Linked DNA regions of Homo sapiens: regions 1 and 2 are each linked to region 3. A link is an interaction called in ENCODE POLR2A ChIA-PET data of the cell type or tissue named here. Cell type or tissue: MCF 10A. All regions are shown on one strand.

Region 1 (2,500 bases), 130 kb before region 3:
CAAACTCCTAACCTTCAGTGATCTGCCTGCCTTGGCCTCCCAAAGTGCTGGGATTACAGGCATGAGCCACCATGCCCAGCCTTTTTTTTAAGACTTCACTTTGTTAGAGCAGTTTTAGGTTCACAACAAAACTGAGAGGAAGGCACAAAGATTTCCCATATCCCCCTTCCTCTTACATATGCATAGCCTCCCCCATTATCACCATTTCCCACCAGAGTGGTACATTCATTACAAATGATGAACCTACATGGACACATCACTATCTACCAAAGTCCACAGTTTACATTAGGATTCACTCTTGGTGTACATTCCAAATGTAATGTTCGGACAACCATATAATGACATGTATCCACTATTACAGTATCATACAGAATATTTTTACTGCCCTAAAAATTCTCTCTGTTCCACCTATTCAATCTTTTATTCCATGTAGTCGACCTTTTAAAAGGTGCTCCAAAGACTACAAGGTAACAGGTCTCCAAATCAGAATAAATAAAGAATACAAATGAAACTAGATATTAAGTGCTGACTGTATTAAGGAGCATTAGAGTTGGAGAAGATTCTTAATCCAGAGAAACACTCTTGATTACTCACCCTTGCTCTCAAAACACACTTCAAACATGTCATAATCTTCAGTGGTAAAGGCAAATTTCCCCTTGGTTGCATCCTCTTTGGAGTAGAGAATATGGCCAGCAGAATCTGTGATCTAAAATAAGAAAAGTAGTAAGAATAGGCAGCAAATAACACTCAGGAAGAGAACTTACAGAAACTGGGAAGATAGAGACACTATCTATGAAAGACAATTGATAGTTCTCATTATGATGACTATGTTCCAACCATCCCCAAAGACAAAAACTGGATTAGAAGATTAAATCCAAATACAGCAAATTTCATCCATTCAAATAGCCTAATCACACTGTGGGCTAAAATCTGTTGCTGCTATAGGATGTCTTACCATACCAAAAAGTTAATCTAGCTAATGCTCCAAGTTACATACATTGGATTTATTGGCAAAAACTCACTAGTATCATTCCGCATAGAGGAACATGTCACAAAAATGAAAGTAGACAATTATCAAAAGATTATACAAGAGGGACAAAGATATATAAAAACACATTTATTCTATAAAACAAATTTGATGGGGAAGGGGTGTGGGTGGAGAATAAAATTAGGACACACAATACAAGGACAGCAGGAAGAAAAGCATACATAGAGAAGACAATCCAGGAGATCTATTCCTGCAAATTTCATGTTAATTATGTCAACGGCCAGGTAGAGTGGGAACAAAACACAGGAAACAAAAAAGAAGTTTCTGGCCAGGCATGGTGGCTCACGCCTGTAATCCCAAACTTTGGAACGCCAAGGCAGGAGGATCACTTGAGCTCAAGAGTTCAAGACCTGGCTGGGCGCGGTGGCTCACGCCTGTAATCCCAGCACTTTGGGAGGCCGAGGCGGATGGATCACGAGGTCAAGAGATCAAGACCATCCTGGCCAACCAACATGGAGAAACCTCGTCTCTACTAAAAATACCAAAATCAGCTGGGCGCAGTGGCATATGCCTGTAGTCCCAGCTACTCAGGAGGCTGAGGCAGGAGAATCGCTTGAACCTGGGAGGCGGAGGTTGCAGTGAGCCAAGATTGCGCCACTGCACTCCAGCCCAGATGACAGAGTGAGATTCTGTCTCAAAAAAAAAGTGTTCAAGACCAACATGGCGAAACCTCATCTCTACAAAAAATACAAAAATTAGCCAGGCATGGTGGTGCGCACCTATAGTCCCAGGTACTGGGAAGCTTGCCGTGTCACTGCAGCCTGGGTGACAGAGCAAGACTCTGTCTCAAAAAAACAAAAACAAAAACAAAAAGGAGAGAAATTTATCCTAAAAAAAAAAAGGTATCTTTGGCTTCCATAAATGATTATTCCTTTCTTCTAGATCCTTAGCTTTAGCTCTTCAGACTTAAGCTGCTCTATTACCAAAGAATGGCCTATCAGCACAGAATAAAGGGCATATACTGCTAAGTAAACAGCCACATACAAAGCAAGGGAATTCCATGGTAATTTAACAGACTGGATCTTAGCCTTCATTTCTAGAGCACGTGGCTGTCTTAGTAGAAAGCATATTTCATCACTTAAGACTGGAAGCTACTTTGCAATGTGGAACACAAAAGTAGTGGCTTAATTACATTAAACTGGATGTTCTAATGCTATTTGTTAAAACATAATTCTTTTAAGGGGAAATTTTAAGCAGGAAAATTAAGTAGCACACATTTAAGCTTATATATTTAAAAGTACTTTATAACAGTAGTTATTTCTGAGGGGTGAGACTTTCTATTTTTTTTTCCCTTTTTTTTTTTGAAATGGAGTCTCACTCTGTCCCCAGGCTGGAGTGCAGTGGCGTGATCTCGGCTCTCTGCAACCTCCGCCTCCCGGGTTCAGGTGATTCTCCTGCCTCAGCCTCCCGAGTAGCTGGAACTACAGGCACCCACGACCATGCCCAGCTAAT
Region 2 (2,500 bases), 61 kb before region 3:
ATCTTCCAATTTTTCAAGAAAAGCAGGAAATCTGGATTTTTGTGTGTGAAATCTACTGATTTTTAAATGTTGGCAACTAATTCAAAATTTAAAAAACAACAACATGTAGGCCAAACAAAACACACTTGCGGGCTGAATTGGTCCATCCAAGCTGCCAGTTTTTGGCCTCCAGCTTAGAGGAAATGGGCAGAACCAAAGGCATGTAAAAAACAAAAACCAAAACCATGCAAGCCGTTCAGTTTCCTCCGACTTCCAAGCACCACGAGATACTATTGGAAAAAGAGCCTTGTGATAACTGCTAACTAAAACACAATACCTTGGGTCTTCAGAAAAGCCACAGGCCCTGGAGGTTGCCAGAGATATACCTTGTAGCTCCCCATGTCTGTTGCAGTTTCCTTAAAATTGGATCTCCAGCTTTGATGGAGTGAACTAATTTTCTTTACTCTTTCTATCAGGTGCATCAGTTTTGAGGCTTACTCTCTTTTCTGAAAGCCGTCAGCTCTATCTTGACCCCTGAGTTTCCAGTAAAAGCAATCGCTTGGGTGAAGGCAATGCAGAGAAAGAGCACTTGAACCAAATAAGAGTTTGACTTAACTAAATTTTATGATAGGAAATGCTTCCAGGCCAAAAACCTCAAAAGCGATCAAAGGTTTTCAAAGACTGGATCCAGTGAGTACAGTTTATTAACCCTGGCCTGTGTCCGGGCCAAGGTCATGCCCAGAGGATGTGGCAAATGCAGGATCTGATTTTTTTTTAATGTGGTCTTTTAGAGGGTATATATTGACATTCCTGGTTGCCCAACTTAGTATCTTAGTGTAAGGCTCTGCACATCCTAACGGTCCTGTTTGCCCGGGACTAAGATATTTCCTGGGATGTGGGACTTGGCAGTGCTAAAACTGGGACAATATTGGGCAAACTAGGACGTTGGTCATCTTACACCCTAGAGGCCTTTTCTCAGTGTTCATGCTATGAAGCTTTGAAACCTTTTTATTGTCCCTTTAAAAAATAAAACCTAGCTGGGTGCAGTGGCTCACACCTGTAGTCTCAGCACTTTGAGCAGCTGAGGCAGGAGCATCACAAGGTCAGGAGATGGAGACCATCCTGGCCAACATGGTGAAACCCCATCTCTATTAAAAATACAAAAATTAGCTGGTGTGGTGGCATGTGCCTGTAATCCCAGCTACTCAGGAGGCTGAGGCAGGAGAATTGCTTGAACCTGGGAGGTGGAGGTTGCAGTGAGCCACGGTCGTGCCACTGCACTCCAGCCTGGTGACAGAGCGAGACTCCATCTAAAAATAAAAATAAAAATAAAACCCTAGCCTGGGCAACATAAAGAGACCCCCATCTCCACAAAAAATTTAAAAATTAGCTTGGTGTGATGGTGCTTGCCTGTAGTCCCAGCCACTTGGGAGGCTGAGGTGGGAAGACCACTTGAGCCTGGGAGGTGGAGGCTGCAGTGAGCCATGATTGTGCCACTGCACTCCAGTCTAGGGGACAGAGTGAAACCCTGTCTCAAAAACCAAACAACAACAACAAAAACAAAAATCCAACAAAGCTGGTATGGCGGCATATGTCTGGAATGTCAGCTACTTGGGAGGCTGAGGCAGGAGGATCGTTTGAGCTGATGGGTTGAAGACCAGCCTGGTCAACATAAGGAGACCCTGTCTCATAAAATAAAATAAAATAAAAATTAAAACAGCAACAACAAAAAAGCAGAGCAAAACACACTTCACTCTAAACTGCAATAGTGCTGAGCTCTCCTGGCTTTCTTCCTATTTCTCCAGTTGTTCTTACTCATCTCCTTGGCTGCTTTCTTAGCCTCCTCCTACCTTTCATCTCTGAATTGCACCTCAAGGTTTAGCCGGTGGGCTTCTGTTCTATTTTCTGCCCTTCTCAGTGGACTCACCTTTACATGGAAGACTTCCACATTTAGTTCTTGAGCTCATATTCTCACCTAAGATCCAACCCTTCAGCTCCAACAACTTCATAAACATTTTCCACTGGGATGCCCTGATCACCTCATGTCCTGAGTCATTGTCTTCCAGACCAACCCAGCTCCCACTCACTCACTTAGTGTCCTCTTCCATTAGAGGCAGTACCATTTTTTTCAAGCCTTCTGTCTCAAAATGCCATACTAATCCCAAATTAGCATCCACGTACTATGAGTGTATCCACAGCAACTACTACACTGCAGGGCACATTTGAAGGGCTCAGTGGAGGCTTGTCGAATCAAAGCAGCTCTTGGGAAGAGAGTCAAAGGAGGAGGACATGCAATAGCATTTTACCAGAGGCTCAAGATACCCAAGTAAATACCCAGGATTTGCAGGGAGAAGTAAAGCAAAGACCTGGCAAGTGTTATCACTGCAGCCATAGTTAATTCAAATGTTCATGGATGCAACTTCAACTATAGACATTTGACCACCTGTTAGTTAAATGAACCAGAATGTTATTAAATTTTTAGTTCACTTTGTCTTGTGTTGATATACTTTCAGGCATGGTC
Region 3 (2,500 bases):
GGGGCTGTGCGGGGACATGCGTCTTCGCGCCCTGGAGGTGGCCAGCGCGCTGGGGCTGAGCCCCGGCAGCGTGACCCCGGCTGTCCTACGCAGCAGGGCAGGAGATTGGGGGGCGTGGCACACTCTGGAGCACCTTGCCTCCCCAAAGCCCCGTGTTCCAGGACGTGGAGCCGCTCCTGGGGTCCCAGCAGTCGAGGTATTCCGCCCAGGCGCAGCTGGACACTGTCCTTCCAGCCCCCGTCCTCCACCCTCCAAGTCCGCGCTGGAAAATCACCCGCTGCGGGCTCCCGTAAGCACAGCTTCCTGGCGGGACCGAACCAGCCCTCAGCGCAGATTTGAGTTCCCCGCAGGAAGCACACCCCGCCTTGTCATCCCGAACTGACCACCCTGCCCACATAACCACACCTCGCACTCCCTACCCCTGGGGCCCAGCTCAGAACCGGGCAGACACCCCCTTCAAATGTCTTCGCACGTAGGTTTTGCACAGTGTTTATCTGCTGGTGTCTCAGGGATTTGACAGTTTCCTTAATATTCCCACACATGGCCGAGAAAAATAAATAAATAAATGCGCTGTCTTCTTTAAAAAAATAAATAAATAAAGTACCCAGTATCGTAAAGTAGGTTATCGTATTCTCTTATTTTGGATCCTCCACTTTCTGCTTCCAAACGCAGGAACAGTGCTAGTATTGCTCGAGCCCGAGGGCTGGAGGTTAGGGGATGAAGGTCTGCTTCCACGCTTTGCACTGAATTAGGGCTAGAATTGGGGATGGGGGTAGGGGCGCATTCCTTCGGGAGCCGAGGCTTAAGTCCTCGGGGTCCTGTACTCGATGCCGTTTCTCCTATCTCTGAGCCTCAGAACTGTCTTCAGTTTCCGTACAAGGGTAAAAAGGCGCTCTCTGCCCCATCCCCCCCGACCTCGGGAACAAGGGTCCGCATTGAACCAGGTGCGAATGTTCTCTCTCATTCTGCGCCGTTCCCGCCTCCCCTCCCCCAGCCGCGGCCCCCGCCTCCCCCCGCACTGCACCCTCGGTGTTGGCTGCAGCCCGCGAGCAGTTCCCGTCAATCCCTCCCCCCTTACACAGGATGTCCATATTAGGACATCTGCGTCAGCAGGTTTCCACGGCCTTTCCCTGTAGCCCTGGGGGGAGCCATCCCCGAAACCCCTCATCTTGGGGGGCCCACGAGACCTCTGAGACAGGAACTGCGAAATGCTCACGAGATTAGGACACGCGCCAAGGCGGGGGCAGGGAGCTGCGAGCGCTGGGGACGCAGCCGGGCGGCCGCAGAAGCGCCCAGGCCCGCGCGCCACCCCTCTGGCGCCACCGTGGTTGAGCCCGTGACGTTTACACTCATTCATAAAACGCTTGTTATAAAAGCAGTGGCTGCGGCGCCTCGTACTCCAACCGCATCTGCAGCGAGCATCTGAGAAGCCAAGACTGAGCCGGCGGCCGCGGCGCAGCGAACGAGCAGTGACCGTGCTCCTACCCAGCTCTGCTCCACAGCGCCCACCTGTCTCCGCCCCTCGGCCCCTCGCCCGGCTTTGCCTAACCGCCACGATGATGTTCTCGGGCTTCAACGCAGACTACGAGGCGTCATCCTCCCGCTGCAGCAGCGCGTCCCCGGCCGGGGATAGCCTCTCTTACTACCACTCACCCGCAGACTCCTTCTCCAGCATGGGCTCGCCTGTCAACGCGCAGGTAAGGCTGGCTTCCCGTCGCCGCGGGGCCGGGGGCTTGGGGTCGCGGAGGAGGAGACACCGGGCGGGACGCTCCAGTAGATGAGTAGGGGGCTCCCTTGTGCCTGGAGGGAGGCTGCCGTGGCCGGAGCGGTGCCGGCTCGGGGGCTCGGGACTTGCTCTGAGCGCACGCACGCTTGCCATAGTAAGAATTGGTTCCCCCTTCGGGAGGCAGGTTCGTTCTGAGCAACCTCTGGTCTGCACTCCAGGACGGATCTCTGACATTAGCTGGAGCAGACGTGTCCCAAGCACAAACTCGCTAACTAGAGCCTGGCTTCTCCGGGGAGGTGGCAGAAAGCGGCAATCCCCCCTCCCCCGGCAGCCTGGAGCACGGAGGAGGGATGAGGGAGGAGGGTGCAGCGGGCGGGTGTGTAAGGCAGTTTCATTGATAAAAAGCGAGTTCATTCTGGAGACTCCGGAGCGGCGCCTGCGTCAGCGCAGACGTCAGGGATATTTATAACAAACCCCCTTTCAAGCAAGTGATGCTGAAGGGATAACGGGAACGCAGCGGCAGGATGGAAGAGACAGGCACTGCGCTGCGGAATGCCTGGGAGGAAAAGGGGGAGACCTTTCATCCAGGATGAGGGACATTTAAGATGAAATGTCCGTGGCAGGATCGTTTCTCTTCACTGCTGCATGCGGCACTGGGAACTCGCCCCACCTGTGTCCGGAACCTGCTCGCTCACGTCGGCTTTCCCCTTCTGTTTTGTTCTAGGACTTCTGCACGGACCTGGCCGTCTCCAGTGCCAACTTCATTCCCACGGT

Evidence for each region. Peaks named below come from ENCODE experiments on the same cell type or tissue, not always from the same donor. Only the 100,000 strongest peaks of a DNase experiment are listed, where the experiment ranks them.
Region 1: POLR2A ChIA-PET joins it to region 3 with 12 read pairs; 11 of 35 experiments call an interaction of 5 or more read pairs at or near these places.
Region 2: POLR2A ChIA-PET joins it to region 3 with 14 read pairs; 8 of 35 experiments call an interaction of 5 or more read pairs at or near these places.

The regions. Positions count from the first base shown.
Region 1 is chr14:75,151,438-75,153,937 of GRCh38, forward strand. TMED10 (transmembrane p24 trafficking protein 10) reads right to left here. Exons shown (of 5, transcript NM_006827.6): 2 at 595-706. Among named protein-coding and RNA genes, the nearest start is that of TMED10, 24 kb to the right of the region's middle. RefSeq lists an enhancer at 927-1,591. In MCF 10A, no CTCF peak of the experiment used is centred here; no DNase peak of the experiment used is centred here.
Region 2 is chr14:75,215,931-75,218,430 of GRCh38, forward strand. No RefSeq gene overlaps it. Among named protein-coding and RNA genes, the nearest start is that of TMED10, 41 kb to the left of the region's middle. In MCF 10A, no CTCF peak of the experiment used is centred here; no DNase peak of the experiment used is centred here.
Region 3 is chr14:75,277,427-75,279,926 of GRCh38, forward strand. It overlaps FOS (Fos proto-oncogene, AP-1 transcription factor subunit), which reads left to right and starts at 1,402. Exons shown (of 4, transcript NM_005252.4): 1 at 1,402-1,697; 2 at 2,451-2,500. The coding sequence starts at 1,557. RefSeq lists silencers at 1-75, 804-893, 1,244-1,303 and enhancers at 1,392-2,319, 1,674-1,733, 2,320-2,500. In MCF 10A, no CTCF peak of the experiment used is centred here; DNase peaks (open chromatin) are centred at 415, 1,085 and 1,375.